Linked DNA regions of Homo sapiens: region 2 is linked to region 1. Evidence: chromatin loops called from intact Hi-C (ENCODE). Cell type or tissue: OCI-LY7. All regions are shown on one strand. Each heading gives the region's core, and the rest is flanking DNA. Links, peaks and the distances in the headings are about the cores only. Region 1 overlaps ATAD3C (ATPase family AAA domain containing 3C). Region 2 holds the start of DVL1 (dishevelled segment polarity protein 1).

Region 1 (16,440 bases), core at 5,128-13,127:
ACCTTCTTGGAGTCCATCAGGTGAGCGCTGCCGAGGCCCGGGCCGGCCGCAGATGGAGCCCCCACAGGTGTGAGTCGCTGGTCCCAGGGTGCTCTCCAGCTCTCCCAGGTCTGGCCGCTGTAGGCTGGCTCCTTGGTGGGGACACTGCCCCCCTGTCCTGGCAGGACCAGGCTGCTGTGTCAAGGCCTCACCCTCAACCTGTTCTTGCTACGTGGCGTGGGTCTTTGTTTCCCTCCTGGTCACACCACTGCTTTCCCCACAGGGCGGCTGGCACCTTGTTTGGGGAAGGATTCCGTGCCTTTGTGACAGACCGGGACAAAGTGACAGCCACGGTAAACATACTCATAAAACAGGGCTGGCAGGTGGCTGAGGGGCAGCATGTGGGGGCCTCCTGGAGCCACAGGTCCTATCCCTGCTGGCTCTGCACAGGTCCTGGCGCTCTCCCAGCATGGAACAAGCCCAAACTGGACCTGCTGGTGGGAGCCGCTCCTCCCTCCTTGAGCTGGGAGAAGAAAATGCAGTTGCCAGTCTGGGCCACACAGTGAGATGCCATCTCTACACATGGCACGTGCTTGTAGTCCCAGCTACTCAGGAGGCAGAGGTAGAGAATCACTTGAACCCGGGAGGCAGAGGTTGCAGTGAGCCAAGATCCTGCCATTGCACTCCAACCTTGGGACAGAGCGAGGCTCCTTCTCAAAAAAAAAAAAAAGAAAGAAAGAAAGAAAGAAAAAACAGAAGGCGACCCTGACTCCATTTTGCAAAAACCCTCTTTATTCCTCAGAAAACCCTGAGAGTTTGAAGTTCACAGATTCCTCTCTCCTTTAAAGCCTCACTCTTTTGTGCCCAGGCTCCGGCCTGCTGTGGTGGCGCCCCACGTCGCACATGGCTGTGTCCTCCGTCCCCCCACCCCGCCCAGCACACAGTAGGTCCCCGGCACTGAGTGGGCACTTGCTCTGCCGTGGTGCCAGCACCCAGAGCTGTGACTGCAGCGCCTGCCGGTGGCCTGGTCAGTGTGACGGTGAATGTTGCAGGTGGTGTTGCCGCCATGTTGGTGAGACGGTGTCACCTGAGGACATGACAGAGCTGCTTAATGCACTGTTGACTTTTGTTTGTATTTAGAGACAGGCTCTCACTCTGTCTTCCAGGCTGGAGTGCGGTGGCGCCACCTCGGCTCACTGCAACCTGCGCCTCCCGGGTTCAAGCGATTCTCTTGCCTCAGCCTCTCGTGTTGCCAGGATTACAGGTGCAGGTCACCATGCCTGGCTAATTTTTCTATTTTGGTGGAGACAGGGTTACACCCTGTTGGCCAGGATGGTCTCGAACTCTTGATCTCAGGTGATCCACCTGCCTTGGCCTCAGAAAGTGCTATGATTACAGGTGTGTACCACCATGCCCGGCCAATTTTTGTATTTATAGTAGGGGTGGGGTTTTACCATGTTGGCCAGGCTGGTTGCGAACTCCTGGCCTCAAGTGATCCACCCATCTTGGCCTCCCAAAGTGCTGGGATTACAGGGATGAGCCACCAGGCCTGGCATAAACCATTTTTTTTTTTTTGAGATGGAGTTTCCCTGTTGTTGCCCAGGCTTGAGTGTGACGGCGCAGTCTGGGCTCACTGCAACCTCCGACTCGCGGGTTCAAGTGATTCTCCTGCCTCAGCCTCCCAAGTAGCTGAGATTACAGGCATGTGCCATCATGGCCAGCTAACTTTTTGTATTTTTAGTAGAGACGGGGTTTCTCCATGTGGGTTAGGCTGGTCTTCAACTCTCGACCTCAGGTGATCCACCTGCCTCAGCCTCCCAAAGTGCTGGGATTACAGACCTGAGCTACTGTGCCCAGCCGGCCTAATTGATTTTTAAAACGAGTTAGAGATTTTGGGTTAGTCTTGTTTTCCAGGAATAAAGTACCATTTTTAGTGGCCAAGAATGTACCGAGGGTGTGGCCCTGTGACATATCCAGCTGGGTCTGCCCAGGGCCCCGCTCAGCGACCAGAGCTTTGTAGGATTTATGCTACCAGTTGCAGAGAAAATGGCCCTGAGTGAGGGCGCTGTGACTGCCCCACCTGCCTCCTGTAACCGCGTGGCTGTGGGATTCGGGGCTGGGAATTCGGGTTCCTGTGGGGCCAGCACACGGCCCTGTGCTTCTCCCTCAGGCGGAGAGAGGGTGGGGGCAGCCCCGTGCGTCTCCTGCTCTAGGAGGGAGGGACGGTGGGGGCCGGTGCGCCAGTGCGGTGTCTCTGCTGCAGGTGGCTGGGCTGACGCTGCTGGCTGTCGGGGTCTACTCAGCCAAGAATGCGACAGCCGTCACTGGCCGCTACATCGAGGCTCGGCTGGGGAAGCCGTCCCTAGTGAGGGAGACGTCCCGCATCACGGTGCTTGAGGCGCTGCGGCACCCCATCCAGGTAGCGGCGCAGGCCTGGCCCTCCCTGAGTGCAAGTGCCTGGCTGAGTCCCTTCTGCCCCACGAGCACAGCCCACGCATATACTCCTGTCCCTTCCCTTTCCCCGGATAACAGGCACCCGCACGCTGCTTCACGGGTGGGTTTTCCTGTCTGGCGCTGTACCTTAGGGGTCTGCATCAGTGAGACCCTTCCCCTGTCTGCCTCGGTGTCCCCTGCTCAGGGCTCTTGATGGGGCCTGGGAGCACATCGGGGTCCTTGCAAGACCCGGGATTTGGGTGTGCGGCCGTCTGTCGGGGAAGCTGCTACAGGCCACAGTGTCTGGCGGCCTCCCTGGGGAGCCGCGCCGTTTGCCAGCCCCCAAGGTGCCTGCTCTCCACACGGGGGTGGCAGTGTCTCCACAGGTCACTCGGTGGGTGGTTAAGAAAATAAAAGCTGGCCGGGCGTGGTGGCTCACACTTGTAATCCCAGCACTTTGGGAGGCCAAGACAGGTGGATCATGAGGTCAGGACATCGAGACCATCCTGGCTAACACAGTGAAACCCCATCTCTACTAAAAAAATACAAAAAATTAGCCGGGCGTGGTGGCGGGCGCCTGTAGTCCCAGCTACTCGGGAGGCTGAGGCAGAAGAATGGCTTGAACCTGGGAGATGGAGCTTGCAGTAAGCAGAGATCACGCCACTGCACTCCAGCCTGGGCGACAGAGTGAGACTCCGTCTCAAAAAAAAAAAAAAAAAAAAAAAAAAACCCAGAAAAAAGAGAAGCCGATAAGAAACCGGAAAATGCCCCCAATCCCTGCAACAGACACCCAGTCTCCCGGCGGGGCGGGGTTCCAGCTCCAGGCCGGTCCTGGCTGTGATTCGGGGCAGCTCCGTTTCTGCGTGTTACCGAGCTTGTGTGTGCGTTGGTGGCTGTTCCGTGGCTGTGGCAGGTGACCCAATGGTGCTTCCCCTTCCCCTCCAGCAGGTCAGCCGGCGGCTCCTCAGTCGACCCCAGGACGTGCTGGAGGGTGTTGTGCTTAGTGTAAGTCGGTGTGCCTGGGACCGGGGAGGCGCAGGGAGGGGACCCCGGAGCTGGGCTGGGCTGTGGCCCTTGCTGGCGCTCCTGGTGGCGCCCAGGATCTTTTGGGTCCTGAGATGCGACTGCTTGGACCGTGCCGGGGATAGATAGGCTGCCCACGAGCTGGGTGGCTCCCCGGAGAGCGGAGTCCACACCCAGGCATTCTCGCAGCCCCTGCCCCCGAGGCTTCTGTGGGTGCAGACTGTGTCCTCCAAGCCCCTGTCTTCCTCGGCAGCCCAGCCTGGAAGCACGGGTGCGCGACATCGCCATAATGACAAGGAACATCAAGAAGAACCGGGGCCTGTACAGGCACATCCTGCTGTACGGGCCACCAGGCACCGGGAAGACGCTGTTTGCCAAGGTGAGAGTGCCTAGCTGAACAGGTGGGCCAGGGGCCGCTGGGGTCTCACCTGCCTGCAGGTGTCTGGGGGGCTCAGCTGCCTGGGGAATGGACCCCCCTTAGGCCTTTGCCCACCCTCGTGTAGGCTCAGGGTGCTGGTGTGGGCAGCAGCGCCTCCCATCTTCCAGGCGGGGGACGTCTCCTGTCTGGCAGGCTGTGGCTTCCAGGCAGGGACGCTGGGCAGAGCCTCCACACTCCGGGTGGAGTGTGCAGGCTTTGCAGAGGCGGAGGGAACATCTGTTCTGTCTCCCCTCACTCTTCTTGTCCAGAAACTCGCCCTGCACTCAGGCATGGACTACGCCATCATGACAGGCGGGGACGTGGCCCCCATGGGGCGGGAAGGCGTGACCGCCATGCACAAGCTCTTTGACTGGGCCAATACCAGCCGGCGCGGGTGAGACGTCCCCACAGCATGCACCAGGCCCTTGGCTGCGGCCCAGCAGGCTGCCTTCTGGGAAGGGGGTCCAGGTGTCTCTTGGGGACCCTGTCTTTCTGCAGCTCTGTCCTTGTGGCCACGCAGGAGGCCCAGTGGAGGGTCCCTCGGAGGGAAAGTCCCCTGAGTGTGGACCCTGGTGGACACGAGGCCCCCAGCGTGTGGAGGCTGCCAGTGGGATACTTGGCTCAGGGCAGAAGGGAGGTGGGTGGGTGCAGGGGGAGAGGGGTCTTCACAGCTGCAGGGGAGGCTCCTCCACAGCCGCCCTCCCCCCAACACGCCTGCAGGTGGGCGTGGGCACTGGTTGCCTTTTCTAGAACCATTTGAAAGTTAGCTGAAGACAGCATGGCACACTCCCTTCAATAGGTCCCACAGTGACCCCGCGCAGGGCACAGCCCGGGCACCCTTGTGGCCTCGGCTGTCCTCGTTGGAACCACGATGCTCATGGTTGGCACCCTCCCCTCTGGCCTTTGACCTTTCACTTTAGAAGACCTGTCCCTGGTGTGGACTCTAAGCGGCCACCAGCGCTGCACTGGGCTGAGTGGGGGTGAAGCCTGCGGGGCAGAGTCTGCTTCTGTCGGTGGATCAGCTTCTGTCAGGTCCAGGACTTAGGGCTCCGTGGGGCAGAGCCTGACCCCGTGGGGATCTGCCTGCTTGGCCTGCTCCTGCCATGGCCGGACGCCGCTGTGGGCTGCTCCTGGCATCACTCTCACCCAGCTTGGCCTCCCTCTCGTCCACAGCCTCCTGCTCTTTGTGGATGAAGCGGACGCCTTCCTTCGGAAGCGAGCCACTGTGAGTGTCACTAAGCCTCTGTCTGGCCACAGGAGGGTGGTGGGGTGTGTGCGGCTGTCATCCTGGGCCAGGCCGCAGCCCACTGCTCAATTTCTTTTTCTCTAAGTTTTGTGTGAAAAACACAGCATTTTTGGCCAGGTGTGGAGGCTCACGCCTGTAATACCAGCACTTTGGGAGGCCGAGGCAAGTGGATCACGAGGTCAGGAGATCAAGACCATCCTGGCTAACACGGTGAAACCCCGTCTCTACTAAAAATACAAAAAAAATTAGCTGTGCGTGGTGGCGGGCGCCCGTAGTCCCAGCTACTCGGGAGGCTGAGGCAGGAGAATGGCGTGAACCCGGGAGGCGAAGCTTGCAGTGAGCCGAGATCGTGCTGCTGCACTCCAGCCTGGGCGACACAGCGAGACTTCATCTCAAAAAAAAAAAAAAAAAAACAAAAAAAACAGCATTTTTTTAGGTCAGCTTAAAGTTAAGGTTTGGCTTTTGAGTGTTTTTTGTTTTGTTTTGTTTTGTTTTTGAGATGGTGTCTTGCTTTGTTGCCAGAGTGGAGTTCAGTGGCGTGATCTCGGCTCACTGCAACCTCCGCCTCCCAGTGCAAGCGATTCTCCTGCTTCATCCTCCCAAGTAGCTGGGATTATAGGCATCCGCCACCACACCCAGCTAATTTTTGTATTTTTAGTAGAGATGGGGTTTCACCACGTTGGCCATGATGGTCTAGATCTCTTGACCTTGTAATGCCCCTGCCTCAGCCTCTCAAAGTGCTGGTATTATAGGTGTGAGCCACTGCACCCGGTCTATTTTTATTTTTATTTATTTGAGACAAAGTCTCACTCTATCCCTTAAGCTGGCTTGCAGTGGCGCAATCTTGGCTCGCTGCAACCTCCGCCTCCTGGGTTCAAGCTGGTCTCCTGCCTCAGCCCCCTGAGTAGCTGGGATTACAGGTGTGTGCCACCACATCCAGATAAGTTTTTTGTATTTTTAGTAGAGATGGGGTTTCACCATGTTGGTCAGGCTGGTTGAGAACTCCTGACCTCAAATAATCTGCCCGCTGCTGCCTCCCAAAATGCTGGGATTACATGCGTGATCCACCACCCCCAGCCATACAGTTATTATTTTAAGACAGGGTCTCTGTCGCCCAGGCTGGAGTGCAATGGCGCGATCTTGGCTCACCGCAACCTCCGCCCCCTGGGTTCAAGCAGTTCCCCTGCCTCGGCCTCCCAAGTAGCTGGGATTACAGTCATGTACCACCACACCCAGCTCATTTTGTCTTTTTTTTTTTACTAGAGACTGGGTTTCTCCATGCCGGTCAGGCTAGTCCCGAACTCCCGACCTCAGGTGATCTGCCTACCTCGGCCTCCCAAAGTGCTAGGATTACAGGCGTGAGCCACCGCGCCAGGCCCCAGCTAACTTTTTTGTAATGTTAGTAGAGATGGAGTTTCCCCTTGTTGCCCAGGCTGGGCTCGAACTTCTGAGCTAAAGAGATGCTCTTGCCTTGACCTTCTGAAGTTCTGGGATTACAGTCATGAGCCCCCACGCCCAGTCAGGGTTTGTTTTTTTTTTTTGAGACAGTCTCACTCTGTCGCCCATGCTGGAGTGCAGCGGTGCCATTTCAGCTCGCTGCAACCTCTGCCTCCCAGGTTTAAGTGATTCTCGTGCCTCAGCCTCCCACGTAGCTGGGACCACAGGTGTGCCACCACGCCTGGCTAATTTTTGTATTTTTAGTAGAGACGGGGTCTCACCATGTTGGCCAGGATGGTCTCAAACTCCCAACCTCGTGTGATCTGCCTGCCTCAGCCTCCCAAAATCCAGGTTACATTCGTGAGTCACCGCCCCTGGCCCTGGTCAGGCTTTTGAGTCTAGATCCGTGAAAGTGTCGCCATGTCCCTGCTCCCTGCAGGAGGGAGGCCTGTGGGACTTTCTGCTGTGGCTGTTTACAAGGCTTTGCTCCTGGTGCCTAAGGCTGGAACCTTCTCTCTGCAGGAGAAGATAAGCGAGGACCTCAGGGCCACACTGAACGCCTTCCTGTACCGCACGGGCCAGCACAGCAACAAGTGAGGGAGCCCCTCGGGTCCTGGGCCCCCGGGCAGGGCTGTGCAGCCGTCACCCTTGGTTCCCACCGAGGGACCTGAGGGGCCCTGGCTCACAGTGCTGGGCAGCTGCCGTGGCCTCAACGTGCCCACCTTGGATGTCCCCTGGGAACGGCCCAGCTCAGGACAGCACGGGGTGTCACTGAGGAACATGCGGGGGCCTCCCGGGCAGAGCTGGGGTCAGTCCTGTCCTCACGGCCCTGTGCACCGCCGCCCCAGCTTGCAGGTCCCTCTGCCCCTAGGTTTCTGCGGTCCTGTGCCTGCAAGGGAGGTGGTCTCATCGTGTGAGGCTCTGCTGGGTCTCCCTTGGAGGGTGTGTGTGCCCTGGGGTGGGAGATGGAGACAAGTTTGCTCCCACGGGAAGTTGGACACCAGCAGGTCCTGTGTGTCGGGGCGGAACCTGGGACCTTGGTCCCCCGCCCGGATGCTGGCCAAGGGTGCACCCTCCAGGCTTGGGGCCCACCCGACTTTGTGTGGCCTCTGTGGGCTGCCGCCCAGATGTCCCCCATAGGGTGACCGCCCCATGGCCAGTCTCCCTAGTCCCTCCCAAGTCCCCTAATTTTGAGTTTTCTTGGTCTCCTGGGTCCCTCCAGCCCCAGTCACGTGTCACATGGAGGATCAAGTCCTGCTGGTCGGCCGTGGCTGACTCCTCAGGCACGTTGGGCTCCTGGGTCAGCTGCTGCCGGTAGACGCTCCCTGGAGCCCTGACTCGGGTCCTTCCCAGAGAGGCAAGGCTGGGGCCCTGCTGAGCCTCCAGTGAACCCGGGCCCCCGAGGTCCTGCTCCTGGCTCGCGTGGCAGTATTTTTTTTTTTTTTTTTTTGAGATGGAGTTTTTGCTTTTTCTGCCCAGGCTGAGGTGCAATGGCGTGATCTTGGCTCACTGCAACCTCCACCTCCTGGGTTCAAGCGATTCTCCTACCTCAGCCTCCCAAGTGGCTGGGATGACAGGCGTGCGCCACCACACCCGGCTGATTTTTTGTATTTTTTCTTTTTTAGTAGAGATGGGGTTTCACCATGTTAGTCAGCTGGTGTTGAACTCCAGACCTCAGGTGACCCACCCGCCTCGGCCTCCCAAAGTGCTGGGATTATAGGCGTGAGCCACTGCGTCTGGCCAGCGTGGCCACAATCTTGACATGGACTCTGGGTCCCGCATCCCTGCTCCCAGCACAGCGGGGCTCAGGTAGCAGGAGGGAGTGGTGTTCCCGGCACTGCCTATCAGGCTGGGCGACGGTCAGCGGGGAAGTACCACACGGGGCAAGAACAGAGGCCCAGGAAGCCGGGCAGGGGGACAGCTGGGCGTGGTGGGGCAGGCAGGCGGGTGACCATGGCTGTGGCTGCGTTCTCCCCATGTTTCCTGTGCTCACAAGCTGCCACTTTAGATTCTCCCAGAAAGTCTTCCTGAGGGGGCTGAGGAGCACCTGTTCCCCTGGGGACAGCTCGGCCGGCAGCCCCAGCGTTTCCTTCCCCATCCCCGCCCCGCAGATTCATGCTGATCCTGGCCAGCTGCCACCCCGAGCAGTTCGACTGGGCCATCAATGCCTGCATCGACGTGATGGTCCACTTCGACCTGCCAGGGCAGGAGGAGCGGGCGCGCCTGGTGAGAATGTATCTTAACGAGTATGTTCTTAAGCCGGCCACAGAAGGAAAGCGGTAAGTGTCCCGCCCCACCAGCCCCCGTCCAGGGGCCCTCGCTCAGGGTCCACCCCTGCTCCTGTTCTCCGGACACACCCAGCAGGCCCTGTCTCCAGGATGGGCACCACCTCCCTGCCCTGCGGTTTCGTGCAGGAGCCCTGTGGGCCCCAAGGGTCCCAGAGGCCGCATCCAGGGAGGTCCTGCCACCCTTTCCTCATCCCCACCTGAGAACAGCCTGGTGGCGTGTCTTCTGGTTTGGAGGCACAGTCCACTATCACTTACAAACCTTTAACATTTTTTTTTTTGAGGCGAAGTCTCGCTCTTGTCCCCCAGGCTGGAGTGCAGTGGCACGATCTCAGCTGACTGCAACCCCTGCCTCCTGGATTCACGCGATTCTCCTGCATCAGCCTCCTGAGTAGCTGGCATTATAGGTGCCCACGACCACGTCTGGCTACTTTTCGTATTTTTTGTGGAGATGCGGTTTCACCATGTTGGCCAGGCTGGTCTTGAACCCCTGACCTCAGGTGATCCGCCCGCTTCAGCCTCCCAAAGTGCAGGGATTACAGATGTGAGCCACTGTGCCCGGCCTCTTTTACGTTCCTCTTCACTACGCGGAGAGCTGTGAGGAAATCCTGTACCTGGCCACCCCCAGACCCTGGCAGTGAGGGGAGGTGACGTGGAGTGTTGCTCTGAGACCCCCATGTCGGAATTCGAAGGAGAGTCTCCTCATGAGACCCCCATGTAGGGACTGGAGGGAGAGGCTCCTCATGAGACCCCCATGTAGGGACTGGAGGGAGAGGCTCCTCATGAGACCCCCATGTAGGGATTGGAGGGAGAGGCTCCTCATGAGACCCCCATGTCGGGACTAGAGGGAGAGGCTCCTCATGGTCCACTGCTGGCTTCTGGCCTGGCCTCCCTGCAGCTGCCACACCCGGCCCTGGAGCCTCGTGGTGTGGGGCGCGGCTCTTGCTTCCTGCTGCACATGTGCCTTGAGGCTGTCAGGCTCCCTGTTGCTGGCGGTGGGTGCAGCAGGCACGGTGGGCAGAGCCCTCCAGGTGATGAGGGGCCCTGGCGCCTCACACTGGCTGCCTCGGGAACACTCCAGATGAGCAGAGGCTGCTCTACTTCTTGGCGTCCCCAGGGCCCCGGTTTCTGAGTCCTTCTGTGCACCTGACCCAAATCCCTGCTGTCGCCAGTGACGACAAAAGCTGCTCTGTTCCAAAGAGAGCCTGGTTCTCCCCTGCCGACCCCTCCACTGCCGCCTGCTCCATGCTAGACCAGCTTTCCGGGTCTCAGTTTCCCTATGCCCTCCCCTTCCCTGGGCTCCCCGACACCCATGGCTGCTCGTAGCTCTGGCACCATGACCTGGCTTCTGTGGCCTCCAGGCAGAAGCTTTTTTGCTAGAACTCAGGGCTCTGCCACTGCCAGTTTAACGGCCATGCGCCCTGTGGGTGCTGAGTGGACAGGGCTGGTGTTAGGAAGGGGTGCGGCCATCTCCAGGCCCCACAGCCGCCCCCTTCCTGCTCAGCCCAGGCCTGGCTTGCGTCAGGAAGGGGGCGGAACTTGGCTGTCACAGGTAGAGAGTCCCTCTCAAGGGGGCATCTGGCATGGGTGTCCGCCTGGCTGCCTGTCTTCCGGCCTCCACCTCGTGGTGTGGGAGCTGCTGCCTTGGCCGGCCCACTTGGGAACTCCTTCCCCAGGCGTCTGAAGCTGGCCCAGTTTGACTACGGGAGGAAGTGCTTAGAGATCGCTCGGCTGACAGAGGGCATGTCATGCCGGAAGATCGCACAGCTGGCCGTGTCCTGGCAGGTGAGTCAGGCTCGGGTGCACCCACCCAGATGGAAGCCCAGCTGCTGTGCAGATGCTTGGTTGCGCCAGGCCTGTCCCAGCACCGGTGTCACGTGGGAGCTTCTGTTGAGGGGTTTTCAGTGCACAGATGTGACACGGGGCCCCTGCCCCAGTTGGGCCACTCCACGCAGCAGCGTGCACCTGCTCCAGCAAGAAGGGTGGGGCCATGTCAGTGGCTGACGGTCACAGGTCAGGAAGCCAGTGCGGCCTCCTAGTAGCCCGGGCTCTGCCAGGTGGGGCGGGAGGCTTCTGATGCTCACCTTGGCAGACAGGCACCCCCCAGTGTGAATGGTCATCAGGACAGGCCCCTTGTGAGTTTGGTGGTGGGGGTGGAGGGACGTTGTGTTTCTTGGACCAAGTCCATTGGCTTGGTCCTGCTTGACGGGCCCAGACACATGGGTGGGAGTTGTGGCCTCTGATTGTCCCACAGCCAGTTGTTTCTCAGGGGCACCCCTCCTGCAGCTCCATGGCTGCCCCAGGGCCAAGGAGCTGGGACTCACAGGAGTGTGGGCACGGCCATCCAGAAAGCTTTGGTCTTTGGGGGTTGCTGGAAAAGCAAAACCAGGTCTGTGGGGCAGAAGGCACCCTGGCCATGCACAGGCATCGCTGCCTCTGGGGTCCACAGAGTCTGTGTGACAATCTGGTCACTCGATCTAGCAGCACATTATGTGTGACAGCTTAATGAAGTAGCCAACTACCTTGATTTGAACGTAGGAGCCGGGGTATGTAGGGAGCTGTATTAGTCAGTACAGGCTGGGTTATGCCGCTGTGACAAAGAACCCCAGATCTCAAACCCCGTCCTTCTGGGTCAGCTGAGGTCTCTGTTCCAGGCCATCCCCACTTGGGACCAGGTCTGTTTCCACAACTAAGAAAGCAGAGGCCGGGCATGGTGGTGGCTGATGCTTGTATTCCCAGCATTTGGGGAGGTCAAGTCAGCCAGATTATTTGAAACCAGGAGTTCAGGACCAGCCTGGAAAGCAAGTCAAGAACCCATCTCTACAAAAAATAAAAAAAATTAGCTAGACCTAGTGGTGCATACCTGTGATGCCAGCTGCTTGGGAGGCTGAGGTGGGAGGATCACTTGAGTCCAGGAGGCGGAGGCTGCAGTGAGCTGTGATTGTGCCACTGCACTCCAGCCTGGGTTACAGAGTGAGACCCTGTCTTAAAAAATAAGAATAATTTGGTCATGGCTTATGCCTGTAATCCCAGCATGCTGGGAGGCCAAGGAGAGAGAATCACTTGAGGCCAGGAGTTCGAGACCAGCCTGGCCAACATGTCGAACTCCACCTCTACTAAAAATACAAAAATTGGTCGGGCATGGTGGTGGTGCATGCCTGTATTCTCAGCTACTCGGGAGGCTGAGGCAGGAGAATCGCTTGAACCCAGGAGGTGGAGGTTGTGGTGAGCCGAGATCGTGCCACTGTACTTCAGCCTGAGCAACAGAGTGAGACTGTCTCAAAAAAAAAAAAAAAAAGAACAGGAGTGTGGTCGACTGCTGGGCCTGCCATAACCACTGGGGCGTGTGTGCCCACAGCTCTGAAGGCTACAGGCCCAAGGTCAGGGTGCCAGCTCGGTCCCTCCCTGTGGAGTGTTCTTTGCTGGGTCCTCATGTGGCAGAGAGAGCAACTCAGCTCTCTCTGGTGTCCCTTATAAGGACACTCATCCTGCACTGCTCACAGCGGTGGTGGTGAGCCAACACGCCCAGCACCAACTTTGTCCTTCAAGAGTTTTTTTCTTTTTGTGCCGGGCACGGTGGCTCACGCCTGTAATCCCAGCACTTTGGGAAGCTGAGGTGGGTGGATTGCCTGAGGTCAGGAGTTCAAGACCAGCCTGGCCAACATGGTGAAACCCCGTCTCTACTAAAAATACGAAACTTAGCTGGGCGTGGTGGTGTGTGACTGTAATCCCAGCTACTCAGGAGGCTGAGGCATGAGAATCACTTGAACCCTGGAGGCGGAGGTTCCAGTGAGCTGAGATGGTGCCATTGAACTCCAGTCTGGGCTATTCAGGATCCCTTGAGATTCCATATGAATTTTAGGAATGGTTTTCCTATTTTTGTAAAACATAATTGAGGTTTTCACAGGGATTGCATTTAGTCTCTATGTTGCTTTGATGTCTCTCAGCAATATTGTGTGGTTTTCTCTTTTTGTCTTTTTGAGACTGAGTCTCGCTCTGTCGCCCAGGCTGGAGTGCAGTGTTGCGATCTTAACTCACTGCAACCTCCGCCTCCCGGGTTAAAGTGATTCTCCTGACTCAGCCTCCTGAGTAGCTGGGATTACAGGCACGCGCCAACATGCCCGGCTAATTTTTGTATTTTTAGTAGAGACGGGGTTTCACCATGTTGGCCAGGCTGGTCTCGGTCTCCTGACATGAGGTGATCTGCCCGCCTCAGCCTCCCAAAGTGCTGGGATTCATTCAGGTGTGGGCCACGGAGCCCGGTCAGTTTTCACTGTGCAAGTCTTTCACCTTCTCGGTCAAGTGAATTTCAAAGTATTTTATTCTTTCGGATGCTATTGTAAATGGAAATGGTTTCATAATTTCCCTTTCAGATTATTCATTGTGGGCCAGGCGCGGTGGCTCATGCCTTTAATCCCAGCACTTTGGGAGGCTGAGGTGGGTGGATCACAAGGTCAGGAGATTGAGACCATCCTGGCTAACATGGTGAAACCCCATCTCTGCTAAAAATACAAAAAATTAGCCGGGCGTGGCGGCAGGTGCCTGTAGTCCCAGCTACTCGGGAGGCTGAGGCAGGAGAATGGGGTGAATCCTGGAGGCGGAGCTTGCAGTGAGCCGAGATCGTGCCACTGCACTCCAGCCTGGGCGACAGAGCAAGACTGTCTTTAAAAAAAAAAAAAAAAAAAAAAAAAGATTATTCATTGTTAGTATGTAGAATTGCAGCTGTTTTTGCTGTTGATTTTGTATCCTGTAACTTTGCTGATGTCACAGGGTTGTTTTTTCCAATATGGATTCTAGGATTTTCTACATATAAGATTATATCATCTGAGAACAGGTGATTTTACCTCTCCCTTTTCAGTTTGGATGACTTTTCTTTTTCTTGTCTAATGGCCCTGGCCACAACTTCCAGTGGTATGTGGAATAGAAGCAGTAAAGCATTCTTGCCTGGTTCCTTACTCAGAGGAAAAGCTGCCAGTTTTTCACCACTGAGTATGTCACCTGTGGGCTTGTGATATATGGTCTTCATTGTGTTTAGGGCGTGTCCTTCAATTCTTGGTTTGGTGAGTGTTTTTATCATAAAAGTGTGAGGTGGGTGGATCACCTGAGGTCGGCAGTTCGAGGCCAGCCTGACCAACATGGAGAAACCCCGACTCTACTAAAAATACAAAATTAGTTGGGCGTGGTGGTGCATACCCATAATCCCAGCTACTTGGGAAGCTGAGGCAGGAGAATCGCATGAATGCGGCAAGCAGAGGTTGCGGTGAGCCGAGATCCTGCCATTGCACCCCAGCCTGGGCAAGAAGAGCAAACTTCTGTCTCAAAAAAAAAAAAAAAAAAAAAATGGCTGGGCGCGGTGGCTCACGCCTGTAATCCCAGCATATTGGGAGGCTGAGGCGGGTGGGTCATGAGGTCAGGAGACTGAGACCATCCTGGCCTGGCTAACATGGTGAAACCCTGTCTCTACTAAAAAATATAAAAAATTAGCTGGGTGTGGTGGCGGGTGCCTGTAGTCCCAGCTACTCAGGTGGCTGAGGCAAGAGAATGGCGTGAACCCGGGAGGTGGAGGTTGCAGTGAGCCGAGATGCCTGGGTGACAGAAGGAGATGTCATCTCAAAAAAAAAAAAAAAAAAAAAATTGTATTTGGCCAAATGTTTTTCCTGCAACAGTTGAGAGGGTCATGTGGTTTCCTTCCTCCACTCTGCTAATATTGACTGATTTTTGTATGTTGAACATTTTGTATGTGGAACATTGATTGATTTTCATATGTTGAACTGTCCTTGCATTCCAGGAATAAATCCTGCTTGGTCAGGGTGTGGAATCCTTTTATTATACTCCTGAATTCGTTTTGCTGGCATTTTCTTGACGACTTTTCCAACGATGCTCATCAGGGATATTGGCATGTCATTTTTCTTGTGGTGTCTTTGGCTTTGATATGAGGGTAATGCTGGCCTCTTAGGATGAGTGAGGAAATGTTCTTCAATTTGTCCAAGAGTTTGAGGAGTGGTACTGATTCTTCTTAATGTTTTGTGAATTCACATGTGAAGACATCAGGTCCAGGTCTTGTCTTTCAACTTTTATAGTTTGAAGATTTTAGGTTCCCAGAAAAGTTGCAAGAGTAGCACAGAGACTTCCTGGGCCTGGGACCTTGCCACGTGGTGAACATCATGTGTCACTGTTGGACCCACCCGCGACCAGGTTTTGCCCCAGAATCCCACCCAGGAGGCCACGTGACATTTAGCTGTCACTTCTGGTGGGCTCCTGCCAGGTCCCGTGCTTCCTGGAGGGGTGGCTCCGTGAGCATCTGCTCACCCCCTTTCCTCTGCTGGGCCCTGGGTGAGGTGCAGCCACTCGGGTGGACCCTGAGGGTCCCTGCACCTGTTTGCCCTCTCTTGGGTGGGCTCAAGACCAAAAATGATGTTGAGCAGTCCTGGGCCCCTGAGCCACAGTGGCGGTCCGGCTCCGGTCAGTGTCTCCTGCGCTCCCGGGCCCCCGACCCACAGTGGTGGTCCGGCTCCGGTCAGTGTCTCCCCACACAGTGGCTCTTGGTGAGGGATGGGCGCTGGCAGAGGGGACGGGCACCACGTGGTCATCCCCATGGCAGGTTCTATCGTGGTGACGGTGTTGTGGGAGGATGGTGTGCTGCTGCCCCTGCACCCCGTGAGATGAATCCTGCCTCTGGGAGGCATAGCTGGGATGGGGCTAGGGACCCGCTCAGCTGTCCGGGAAGGGTCCCCTGCCCTGTGCTTCCTCCAGGCGTCCTGGTGCGCTCTTGAGCATGGCGCCCAGTGGGGGTCCCCACACCCTCACCCTGACCCATGGGTGCCTCCCCTTGGGGACTCCATGCCCTTTGCTGGCATTGGGATGGAGAGTGACCTGTCCATGGCAGAAGGGCTGGACCTGAGGCTGCCTGAAGCCACACCAAGGGCCACAGCCCCAGCAGCTCCAGCCTTCACATGCTAGATGCCAAGCCCTGTGCCCAGGAGGACAGGGAGGTGGGGGCAGAGGTGGCCTTGGTGCCACCAGCCACGTGCCTCAAGGTGGGCAGTGGCTGCCTCTGCCCTGGAGGCCTGTGAGGGTCAGGGTCTGAGGGTCTGAGGTGCACTATGACCCGGGGGCACTGCCTGACCACGGCTGAGACACGCAGAGGGTCTGCAGTTCCCACCTGCCTCTGGGAAGCTGCCCTGGGTCGGCCGTCAGTGAGGCTCCGCCTTGGGCTTTCTATTAGAAAGTCATTGAGCAACATTGGTGCTGAGGACGCAGGCAGGGCTGTGGGCACTGCAGGGGCTGCCCCCGGTGTCCACACACGTGCTGGGCTCTGCCGAGGTGCGGGTAGCCTGTGTTTCACGCTCAGGCCATCCTGGAGCCCCTGGTTTGGTCCCTCCCCACCTCAGGGCCCTGGCGTGCATTTGGGGTGGGGGGTTCCCATGGCGGCCTCCCTCAGCTCCCTCTCTCCCCACTAGGCCACGGCGTATGCCTCCAAGGACGGGGTCCTGACCGAGGCCATGATGGACGCCTGCGTGCAAGACTTTGTCCAGCAGCACCAGCAGATGATGCGCTGGCTGAAGGGGGAGAGGCCTGGGCCCGAGGACGAGCAACCCTCATCCTGAGTCCATGGGGAG
Region 2 (11,298 bases), core at 1-8,000, 110 kb before region 1:
CACCAAACCCAGCACCAGGCAGAGACCCTCCCCAATTCTGCCCTCCTCCCAGCCCTGGGGATCTTGGGTCAGAATAGCTGTGACCAGGGCATGAAAAGTGGAGGACAGGCGGGGGACCTTCACCCACTGGGCCAAAGCCGTGCGTGGGGAGTGGGGTCCAGACCAGGGCACGTGGTTGTGGCCATGACACAGGCTCCCTGCACTGCAAGGTGGTCAGTCATGCTCTGGAGCAGAGGCTGGGGAACCAGGGCTGGGCTGAGAATGCAGCGGGGGCTGGCGCAGGAACCCCCGACTCACCAGGGCCTCCTCAGCGTCCCCAGCCTGAAGCTCCCTCTCTTATGAAGGCCACCCCAGACCAGCGAGGACCTGCCTTCTCTTCCCCCCATCTCCAACTACATTCGCTTGGCATCCAGGGTCAGTGTCTAGTTCAGCAGTCGCTTAAGCTAAAGTATTACTGACCAACCAGCCCCTCCCACGGGGGTTCTATTCCACAGAACAGACAGTGCTGAGAGGTCTGCGGGTAGAACTCAGGGGAAGGGATGAAGGAAGTAATTGATGAGGGTCCTCCGTAGGCTCCTGAGGCCACCAGCCAGAGGACCAGGGAGGACACAGAGCAAGGCCCCCATCCCAGCCAGAGGACCTGGGAGGCTACAGAGCAAGGCCCTCGTCTTGGACCTCCAGCATCACCCCAGTCCATTCTTTCCAACCCCCACAGCCCAGCCCAGCCCAGCCCTGACCTCTGCAGCCCCACTGACTCCCAGCCCCCTGTAAGTCTGCAGCCTCCAAAGCTGTACACTGAAGCTCCCCTGTCTCTTTCCTGGCCGCATCCCCAAGCCTGCCTCGACACCCAGACCTGCCCACCCTGTTCCCAGGCCCGGGCACCCACGCGTCCTCCAAATGTGCCCAGCAGGTGCAGCCACTGCTAGAAGTGCACTAGGGCAACAGTCAGGCTGTCTCTGCCCTGGGCAGCCCCCGGTGGGTGTCAGGAGCAGAAGGCGGACTCCCCCAGGGCTTCATCCCAGAGCATGGTCCAGGAGCAGAACCTGGGGGCTGGGCACCTCCTCACTACGCATTTCCTGGTGGCACACATTTGCAACAAACAGCATTAGTAACTTTGGTAACTTTCGTTAGAATAATAAACTAAGTCAAAAACAAAAGTACCTGACACATGCCCCATGCTCAAGGCCAAAGCAGCCCAGGCCCAGAGAAGCAGGGACTGCAAGGTGCCCCAGCTGGGGAGGAGCCCGGACCAGACTCAGAAAACAAACCGCCCCCTCCTGCCCAACCTGACCGGAGCGGGCAGGAGGGCCGCTGAGCCGAGTGGGGAGCGCCCAGCCTTCAAAGGCTGCCAAGGACGCACCCTGCCCTCTCTGCTTTGCCTGGTCGTGGGGGTGGGGAAGGAAAGTACAGCTGTCTAGATGTCCCTTGGGCCCCCCTGAGAGCTCCAGAGCGGACCCAGCCTGACTGGACCTGGGGCTGCCTGAGGACCCTGCAACCACAGAATCCAAGAAACAACCTTAATGTCACAATCCCAAGAAGCGGCCACACACAAGGACACCGCTTGCCGGAGGCTCACCTCCTGGGGCCACGAGGCCTGAGCCCGCCCCCAGCACTGTTGAGCTGGGACTAGGGACTCAGGTTACTGGTGGCTGGGCCGGGCCAGGCCAGGCCTCAAGCAGACCGCCAGGCTCCTGCTCCCTGTCCCAGAGGGCCCAGCTCAGCACAGCAGGGGTCTCCTCGCCTGGGACACCACCACCGAGGCCCAGCAGGGAGACGCTGACCCAGGCTGCCCCGAAACAGCAGATGGTCTGGGCTGCTCCGGGAACGCAAGTGCTTTGTGGCTCAGTGGGGACGGGGCCCACAGGAAGCTCAGGACACGGGTAGGCGAATAAAGTTTCATGGTCACCAGTGGCCCTTGACCTCCACCCTGTCACAAGGACCCTGCAGAAGGGGGCCAGGAGAACCTGTCTTGACCCTCGGGAAGCTTCTGCAAACCCTAGCAGACAGGTTGGTGAACCTGTACCCCCATGTCTCCCCATCCCAGCTAGGGAACCCCACCCTGCTTCCTTCCCACTGACACGCCCCTGACCCCAGCCCGCACCAACGGCAGGCGCTCCCGGCCAGCCCCGGTGGAAGCGATGCGGCCGACCGAGTCTGACACGGGCCAAGGCAGGACTCGGGGCCGGGAAGCTGGGGCCAGGGACGCCGGGAACCCCGCCTGCCATCGCCCCGCTCCACGGACAGGTGGGCGCGCGCCGCACACGGGCCGAGGCCGCCACCCGCGCCGCATCTAGCGGAGGCGCGTCGCGGTCGCAGGTCCCCGGGGGCGCGAACGGCTCAGGACCCCCGCCCCGTCCCCGCGCGGGCAGGTGCGACCCCCGAGCCCGCGCCAGGCTCGCGCAGGCCTCGCGGCCGACTGACCCGAAGTCCTGGTCCATGGACTTAAAGAAGAATTTGTAGGCGTGCACGGGCCGGTTGCTGAGCACGTTCTTGAAGTCGGCCAGCGTGACGCGCTCGGGGGCCACGGGCAGCTTGACCAGGTACGGCGTCTCCTCCTCGTCCATGTGGTAGATAATCTTGGTCTCCGCCATGGCGCGGCGGCGGCGCGGAGCCCGCGCGCTCAGGGCCCGGCCCGGGGCTCGGACGCGGGGCGCTACCCGCCCGCCCGCCTGCGCCCCGCCCGGCCCGCACCGCTCTCGGCCCCGACGCTCCGAGGCCCCCGGGCGCCCCCGCCCGACCGCCCAGGCCCCGGCCGCCGCCCCCGGCTCCCGCGCGCGTCCCGACTGCTGCCCCGCGGCCCGCGGCCGCCCATCCGCCCCCGGCCCGGGAGCGGCGCGAGGGACGCAGCACGGAGGGCGCGCTCAGCCCCGCCGCCCTCCCGCCTGCGCCCCTCGGGCCGCGCCGTTAAAGGGACCGCCCGGCCCGGGGTCCTGAGCGTGGCCGCGGGGGGGCGCCCGAGCGCGCGGCGTTGACGTCACGGGGGCGCACGGCGGGGGCGGGGCGAGGATGCGCAGACGCAGGCGATCATCGCTCGCCCCGCCCCGCCCCGGCCCCGCCCCCGCGCGCGGGCCCGCGCTCCATTATGATCCGGCGCATGCGACGCGCGCCGCTGGCTGTGGGCCCGTGGGCGCCGGGGCGCTCGGGTCGGGCGGAGGGACCCCGGGGACGCCGGGTGCGCGGCGCTGAGGTGGCGCCCGGTCGCTCTGCGCCACCGCGAAGGCTCCCGACTCGCGTGCCCTCTGCCGGGTCCCACGGGGTCCAGGCAGCAGGCCGAGCGGATGCGGGGCGCGCGGGGGCGCGGGCGTGCACGGAGGCGTCGGAGCGCCCGGCGGCGGGAGGGATTTAGTCCTGGGGTTCTCCGCAGGGCAGGGGAGACTTCCGAGGCGTCCCTTGAGGCCGCGGGGCGTCCGCGCTTACTGTTCCGGGGCTCGCGGGGCTGGAGGCCTTCCCGACCCGACCCCAGCAGGAAGCGCGGAGGCCACTAGAGGGCGGCCCAGGATGGGAGGAGTGAGGAGGGGGCCTGGACGGGGCAGGAGCGACGGGGGGAGTGAGGAGGGGGCCTGGACGGGGCAGGAGCGACGGGGGGAGTGAGGAGGGGGCCTGGACGGGGCAGGAGCGACGGGGGGAGTGAGGAGGGGGCCTGGACGGGGCAGGAGCGACGGGGGGAGTGAGGAGGGGGCCTGGACGGGGCAGGAGCGACGGGGGGAGTGAGGAGGGGGCCTGGACGGGGCAGGAGCGACGGGGGGAGTGAGGAGGGGGCCTGGACGGGGCAGGAGCGACGGGGGGAGTGAGGAGGGGGCCTGGACGGGGCAGGAGCGACGGGGGGAGTGAGGAGGGGGCCTGGACGGGGCAGGAGCGACGGGGGGAGTGAGGAGGGGGCCTGGACGGGGCTGGAGCGACGGGGGGAGTGAGGAGGGGGCCTGGACCGGGCAGGAGCGACGGGGGGAGTGAGGAGGGGGCCTGGACCGGGCAGGAGCGACGGGGGGAGTGAGGAGGGGGCCTGGACGGGGCAGGAGCGACGGGGGGAGTGAGGAGGGGGCCTGGACGGGGCAGGAGCGACGGGGGGAGTGAGGAGGGGGCCTGGACGGGGCAGGAGCGACGGGGGGAGTGAGGAGGGGGCCTGGACGGGGCAGGAGCGACGGGGGGAGTGAGGAGGGGGCCTGGACGGGGCAGGAGCGACGGGGGGAGTGAGGAGGGGGCCTGGACGGGGCAGGAGCGACGGGGGGAGTGAGGAGGGGGCCTGGACGGGGCAGGAGCGACGGGGGGAGTGAGGAGGGGGCCTGGACGGGGCAGGAGCGACGGGGGGAGTGAGGAGGGGGCCTGGACCGGGCAGGAGCGACGGGGGGAGTGAGGAGGGGGCCTGGACGGGGCAGGAGCGACGGGGGGAGTGAGGAGGGGGCCTGGACGGGGCAGGAGCGACGGGGGGAGTGAGGAGGGGGCCTGGACGGGGCAGGAGCGACGGGGGGAGTGAGGAGGGGGCCTGGACGGGGCAGGAGCGACGGGGGGAGTGAGGAGGGGGCCTGGACCGGGCAGGAGCGACGGGGGGAGTGAGGAGGGGGCCTGGACCGGGCAGGAGCGACGGGGGGAGTGAGGAGGGGGCCTGGACGGGGCAGGAGCGACGGGGGGAGTGAGGAGGGGGCCTGGACGGGGCAGGAGCGACGGGGGGAGTGAGGAGGGGGCCTGGACGGGGCTGGAGCGACGGGGGGAGTGAGGAGGGGGCCTGGACGGGGCAGGAGCGACGGGGGGAGTGAGGAGGGGGCCTGGACGGGGCAGGAGCGACGGGGGGAGTGAGGAGGGGGCCTGGACCGGGCAGGAGCGACGGGGGGAGTGAGGAGGGGGCCTGGACGGGGCAGGAGCGACGGGGGGAGTGAGGAGGGGGCCTGGACGGGGCAGGAGCGACGGGGGGAGTGAGGAGGGGGCCTGGACGGGGCAGGAGCGACGGGGGGAGTGAGGAGGGGGCCTGGACGGGGCTGGAGCGATGGGGAAGAGAGTGCGGTGGGGTCCCTTGGTTCCCGTCCCCAGGAAGCCGGCGAGATGGAACTGGCATCTATCGGGCCCTGACCGTGCTGGGGGCTGCACCGGCTCGGAAAGAAACCGATCAGTGCAGGCACCAGTGCTTGACGGTCAGCTTGGGCCTGGGATCCTGACCCTGCACCCGGGCTCTGAGAGGGAGAACTGTGGCGTTTGCTCAGCCAAGCCCGGACAGCTTAGCCGCCAGCCCCCTCCACCTTCCCGCAGCCCTTCTCTTCCCCAGAGGTCAGAAGCCAGGCAGGAAGACCTAAGAGGGGCTATCTGTTGAGGCCCCAGGGAGGGAGGAAGCCTGTCCCTGCCCTGAGGGCCTGACCCCAGGCTAGGTCTCAAGAGAGGCTGGAAGCCAGAGGCCTGAGGCCAGTCCCGTTGCTGACGCGGATGTGGTCCAGCTGGGGCCCTGACAGGTGTGGCCACTGGTGAGGCCAGAGGTAACCGGGCTGGGAGGGGGGTGCATCTTCAAGCCACACCTCCCCAGACCAGCCTCCCTCCCTCCCCATCCATGCTTGTGTGGGGTCCTTGTGGGCAACTGTCACCCTTTCCCACCCCCACTGTCCTGGGAGGACTGGAGGATGGGGTTGGGTGGTGACGCCAGCTTCAAGAAGCAGCAGTTAGTCGCTGGTCTGTGCTGCCAGGACCCCGGGCCACGGGCCTTCCTGCTCCCGCCACTCCTCCCACCGCCTGAACTTGTGCTGAGATCCTGCACCCAACCAGCTGATGCCTGAGCGGGAAAGGATTCTAGGGCCAGATCCGTGCTGGCCTGGCCAAGACTCTTGGAACCACCCTGCTGTCCCGGGCTGTCTCTGCTGGAGCCTCTTTGCTCCCGCCCCCTTTGCAAGTGTCTGACCCGCATCCCACTACTCCCGCTCCTCGTCCCTCTGCCTCTCCAAGAGCTGTGCTCCCACGGCCTTCCCTCTGGCCTCACAGCCACCACCACGTCCCCCCTCCTCACGTCCAGGTCAGCCCTCAAGGGAATCTGAACTCCTCCACGACCAGAAGCCACACAGAACTAGCTCAAAGGTCCCCTTCCCAGGACACCGACTCCCAGAGGACCCAGACCCAGACCTTTCAGCCCAAGGAATGGGATGATGTCAGGGGTTCCAGGTGGAGACGAGGACTCCCAGGCCCAGACTCATGCCTTGCCCAGCCCCAGGAGACGGAGTTTCAGAAGCATACCTGGGACAAGTCTAAAAATCAGATGGGGACTTTATTGTGATGGTGGCAGGTCCACCAGCAGATGCAAATGTGGGGTGCTGAGAGTGGCAACACAGGCCACCCCAAACCAACTTCACTCCCTCCCCTGTCCTCAGCCAGTACAGAAGCCAAATGTAGCCCCAGCCCTAGACTCCAGCCCAGGCAGAGTCCAAGGGAGGGGTGTCAGGGTCAGAAGTCACAGGGAGCCCAGTGACTATCAAGGTGGCTGAGAGCAAGGCTAGGGTAGGGATGGGGCAGAGAAAGGGCAAGGGGTGCAGCCCCAGGTGGCCCAAAGCAACACAGAGGAGCAAGGGCTGGCATTCAAGTCAGCAGGTCCCTGGGGAGAACAGATGGTGCCTGGAGTCCCACATGGTGGTACAGGTGGGGGAGCTCTCGGTGGCAGGCAGCACCCCAGGAGGAGTGGGACTCCTGCCGAGGCTGACCCCAACTTCAAGGCTGCCAAGTTCTGATGGGAGTGTCCTCCTCCAGGAACATCTCCCAGCCCCCGACGAGCAGAGCCCTGGAGGAGTGGGACTCCTGCCCTGAGGCTGACCCCAGTTTTGGGGCTGCCAGGTTCTGATGGGAGTGTCCTCCAGGAATGTCTTCAGGCCCCCAGCGGGCAGAGCCCAGAAGGGTCTGAGGGCATGATGGGCATCAGTGGGATTTTGGTTGTGCCAGGGGTGGGCAGGGCCACCCGTGAGCAAAGGCCGCAGGGGTGGGGGCTATGCTGCCACCAAGCCCCTGGGAGAGGGGTGTGGAGGCGGCCTCTGCATACGCCCAGGCCAAATTCCAGGAAAGCGGGACCAGCCGCTGGAAGGGGGGTGAGCCCCGGAGCATCAGGAGATGCCCCGAGGAGCACAGACAGGAGAGGTGCAGCTGCTGGCCCAGCCAGGAGCCCAGGGCCTCCCTATTTGCAGTTCTCCTTCCGGAACCCTGGAAGCCAAGGGCGCCAACGGGTTGGCGGCTGTCCTCCACCCTCATCACAGTGGGAGACACAGGGCAGACCCCCCCGCAGGACTCCCCAGGGATTTCTGAGCCTGAGGTGGCAGGGGCCCCGGGCCTGGCTGGTGCCTGCCATCGTTGGTCCCAGGTGAGGTGGAATGGGGACAGGCAGGGCTCTGAGATGGGCTGAGGTCGCCCCCGCCGCTCACCTTTGTCTAGGTCGATGTACTTGGCAGGCAGGGGGCTGTGGGCCAGCTCCGCCCTCTCCTTCAGGATGTTGTTTTTGTAATCTGTGGGAGGAGAGGAGGCTGAGGTCCCCGCTCCCAGGATGCACTTCCCAGCCCGGGACTGGGAGCCGCGCCTGTGCCCTCGTGTCCCAGCACTGCCTCACCTAGCTGGATGTCCTCACTCCTGTAAAGCATCTGGTCCCCTGCAGCCACAGCGAACTCCGCCAAGTTAACATCCTTCCTGGATGGCGAGGGTGGGAGGAGGTTACAGCTGGGTGGGGTGAAGGGGGCCCTGGTCCCCAGGAGGGCCGGGAGGGGGGCACTCACCCCTTTGACTTTCCCGACTTCTGGTCCGAGTATTCGTAGCCTGGGAAGGAGACTCACATTGGGGGCAGTGCCGCCCCTTCCGCAGGTCCCCCAGCCCAGAGGACCACCCTCCCGCCCACCTCAGTCTCCTGGGGCCGCTGGCTTTGCCGGGGCAGCCTCACCTCCGCGGCGCCTGCGGGCGGCCAGGAGGACAGTGACCAGTAGCAGGATGAAGAGCAGCAGCGTGGCCAGCACGTAGCCCAGCTGCTGGAAGAAGTGGGCTCGGCTCTCGGGGACGATGACATTGATGACGTTGTGGCCGCGCGCCAGTGTGGGGTCTGCGGGGAACGCGGGGTCGGGGCGGCGTCAGGTACCAGCAAGACCTGCGCCCCGACCCGGGCCACGGCCCCCGCTGGGATCCGCGGGCCTCGGGCAAGGGACAGCGGGCGCAGAGCAACCCCCGGTGGGGTGGGCTCCCGCCTTCCCGGGTCCCAGGGAGGCCTCCTTCACCTGGGCCTGGGGCGCCGCTGTGGCTGGAGCCGTTGCCCGGAGAGCCCCGGGGGGGCGGCTCCGCGTGGGGTTCGGCGACCGTCAGGTGGAAGACGCGGCGTTCGTGCAGGCCACAGTAATGGTGGTGCAGGTGGCAGGAGTAGGTGCCCTCGTCGGCGACCTCCAGCGGCTCGATACGCAGTGAGAAGTCACCGCGCTCAAAGGCATCCGCGCCCACAGCCACGCGGTCGCGCAGAAAAAGGGGCCCGTAGGCGCGGCGCTCGCCCGACGCGTAGAGGTCCAGCAGGCGGTCCGCGCGGTCGTGCGGGACCCCGGGCGGCTGCCGGTCCCAGTGCACCACCTGTTGAGCCTCCTCCACGTGCCGGTCGGTCCACACGTGCCCGCGGTTCACGCAGGTCAGAAGCGCGGGTGCGCCGCGCGCCACCGCCAGCACCTCCTTCTCGCCGTCCCAGTAGGCGGGGGTGGCCGGGGCTGCGGAGGGGGCGCGGTCAGCGGCGCGCGGGCCGGGGCGGCGGTCGAGGGTCGAGGGGCGGGAGCTGGGGGGCGGGGGGGAAGCACTCACGGCCGTCGGTGACCTCCAGGCGGACGGCCAGGCTCTCGTAGAGGTGGCAGTAGTGATGGTGCAGGTTGCAGGTGTACAGCCCCGCGTCCGTCTCCTCCACCGCTGCGCACCCAGGAGGAAGCCGCGCGTGAGCCTTGCGGTGCCCCCGACCCCGCGGCCCCGGACCCCTGCCCCGACCCCGCGGCCCCGGTCCCCGGTCCCCGCACCGCGGATGAGCAGCGAGAAGTTGCCGTCGTCGAAGGCCGAGGCCGAGAGCTCCAGGCGGCCGCGGTCCCGCGCCTCGTACACGCGCTGCTCGCCCGCCGAGTACAAGTCCAGCAGGCGCCGCGCGGGGCCACCCCCGGGGCCGCGCAGGTCCCAGTGGAGCACGCGCTGGCGGTCGTGCAGCCGGTCCTGGGTCCACACCATGCGCGGGCTCTGGCAGCGCAGCACCGCCCGGGCGCCCGCCTCCCAGCTCACCGCGGACTCGGACACCACGGAGCTGCCAGCAGCGGCGGGTACCGAGGACCCTGGTGGGGGAGGGGAGTCGGTGGGGGAAGGGGTGGGCCCCCTAGGGCCCTGGTTGGGGGAGTCAGTGGGGGAGGGGCAGGGCCCTGGTGGGGGAGGGATGTCTGTAAGGGACGGGCAGGACCAGAGGGCCCTGGTGGTGGAGGGGAAGTCCGTGGGGTGGGGCAGACCCCCGAGGGCCTGGATAGGGGAGGGGGAGTCACTGGGGGAGGGGCGGACCCTGATGGTCCTGATGGGGGAGGGTGAATCAGTGGGGGAGGGGCGGGCTCTGAGGACCCTGGTGGAGGAGGAGGAGTAACTGGGGGAGGGGTGTGCCCCAAGGACTCTGGCGGGGTTGGGGGCATCTTTGGGGGGGTGTGGGCCCCTGAGGCCCCTCGTGGTGGGGGAGATTCCATGGGGGAGGGGCATGCCCCCTAGGGCCCATGTGGGGGAAGGGGAATCATTGGGGGAGTGGTGGACCCCCGAGGGCCCTGGCAGGGGAGGGGGAGTCCATGGGGGAGGGCAAGTCAGTCGGGGAGACATGGGGCCCAAGGACCCTAGTGGGGGATGGGGAGTCCATGGGGGAGTGGTGGGCCCCGAGGGCCCTGGTGGGGAAGGGGACTCAGTAGGGGAGGGGCAGACCCCGAAGGCCCTGGTTGGGGAAGGGGAGTCAGTGGGGGCATCTGTGGGGGAGGGGTGGGCCCCCGAGGGCCCTGGTGGGTGTGCGGGAGTCTGTGGGGGAGGGCCAGGCCCCCAAGGGCCCTGGTAGGGGAAGAGGAGTCATTGGGGGAGGGGGAGTTATTGGCAAGGGGAGGTGCCCAAGGGTCCTGATGAGCAAGGGGGAATCAGTGGGGGAGGGGCAGGGCCTGAGGACCCCCGGGGGCTGGGCCTGGCAAGATAGGAGGGGCTGAGGGGGAGTGGGGGTGGGCAGCTGGGGCTGGGGTCACTAACCTGAGTGCAGGAGAACAGCAGAGCCTGGAAGGAGAGGAGTGAGCTGGAGAGGCCACCCACAGCCCCACCCAGCCCCGAGACCCCCCACTTGGCCCCCAGAGTCCCTCCTGTAGTCCCAAAGTGGATGCTGTGACACCCACTTCAGTGCAGGGAGGACGCCTCTCACACAGACCTACATAGCCCTCCCTGCCACCGTGCTGGGCTTTGGATGGCACCTGCCCTTGAGTGGGGAAGCCAGGGCATGGGCGTGGGCCAGGGCCAGGCTCCAAGCCAGCCGGTTCTGGGGTGTGTGCTTGTCACCGGGGCCACTCCACCTGGCTGCACCCAAGTCACCCAGAGCACCAAGGAGGCTGGATCTGTGGGTTCCCCCACGCTCCCTCCAGGGCTGTGCCCCAGCCCCCGAGGGTCCTTGGACCCTCAGACGCTGGGGACCCCACACCACACCTAAGGCTCAGCGCAGCCCCTGAGGTGCTTCCGCAGGGCAGAGGCCTGAAGGCTGAATGTGGGTCGTGACCCCGGCTGCCGCCCCACAGGCCCGCGTTGCTGCTTGAGGGACTCTCATTGTCGTAGGCCGCCTCGGCATCCACTCTGAATCTAGGCTGGACTTTCTCTGACCGGAAGCGGGGCTGCCACCCGGGACAGTTTCCAATTCACATCCCCCGTCCTCGAGCTGATCCACCCAGACGCCCGCCCTACGCACTGTCCCCTGGTGACCACCCCCTGTGTCCCCACAGACCCCACGCCCCACATGGACTGTGCAGCTGCACCACGGAGTCCCCCCACAGTCAGCGTGGCCCCACGGGGCTCGTGCCGCTTGCCTTAAACCCACCAGTTAAAACTCCCCCACCAGGCATGGTGGCTCACGCCTGTAATCCCAGCACTTTGGGAGGCCAAGGCAGGTGGATCACCTGAGGTCAGGAATTCAAGACCAGCCTGGCCAATATGAAAAACCCCATCTGTACTAAAAATACAAAAAATTAGCCGGACGGGGTGGTAGTGGGCGCCTATAGTCCCAGCTACTTGGGAGGCCGAGGCAAGAAAATGACTTGAACCCGGGAGGTGGAGGTTGCAGTGAGCCGAGATCACGCCACT

What was found. Peaks named below come from ENCODE experiments on the same cell type or tissue, not always from the same donor. Only the 100,000 strongest peaks of a DNase experiment are listed, where the experiment ranks them.
Region 2: a loop joins it to region 1, with 5 times the contacts of the local background. A loop is called at or near these places in 2 of 110 quality-filtered maps.

The regions. Positions count from the first base shown.
Region 1 is chr1:1,452,103-1,468,542 of GRCh38, forward strand. It overlaps ATAD3C (ATPase family AAA domain containing 3C), which reads left to right. Exons shown (of 12, transcript NM_001039211.3): 2 at 1-20; 3 at 263-332; 4 at 2,243-2,398; 5 at 3,358-3,417; 6 at 3,689-3,814; 7 at 4,123-4,247; 8 at 5,027-5,078; 9 at 7,059-7,129; 10 at 8,648-8,815; 11 at 10,498-10,606; 12 at 16,282-16,440. The coding sequence ends at 16,428. Among named protein-coding and RNA genes, the nearest start is that of ATAD3C, 11 kb to the left of the region's middle. RefSeq lists enhancers at 2,477-2,976, 9,524-10,298, 10,384-10,463, 10,484-10,543. In OCI-LY7, for the core only: a CTCF peak has its summit at 9,889; a DNase peak (open chromatin) is centred at 10,659; H3K4me3 peaks cover 598 bases; H3K27ac peaks cover 1,481 bases.
Region 2 is chr1:1,346,475-1,357,772 of GRCh38, forward strand. DVL1 (dishevelled segment polarity protein 1) reads right to left here and starts at 2,944. Exons shown (of 15, transcript NM_001330311.2): 1 at 2,422-2,944. The coding sequence starts at 2,591. MXRA8 (matrix remodeling associated 8) reads right to left here. Exons shown (of 10, transcript NM_032348.4): 2 at 10,207-10,230; 3 at 8,976-9,278; 4 at 8,770-8,871; 5 at 8,208-8,678; 6 at 7,880-8,035; 7 at 7,719-7,758; 8 at 7,556-7,632; 9 at 7,374-7,454; 10 at 6,217-7,155. The coding sequence ends at 7,130. RefSeq lists enhancers at 1-445, 647-1,276, 1,277-1,906, 7,023-7,654, 7,655-8,286 and 3 more and silencers at 1,459-1,635, 2,796-2,975, 3,076-3,395, 3,416-3,565. In OCI-LY7, for the core only: a CTCF peak has its summit at 3,458 (motif pointing right); DNase peaks (open chromatin) are centred at 2,997, 3,347 and 6,557; H3K4me3 peaks cover 1,973 bases; H3K27ac peaks cover 435 bases.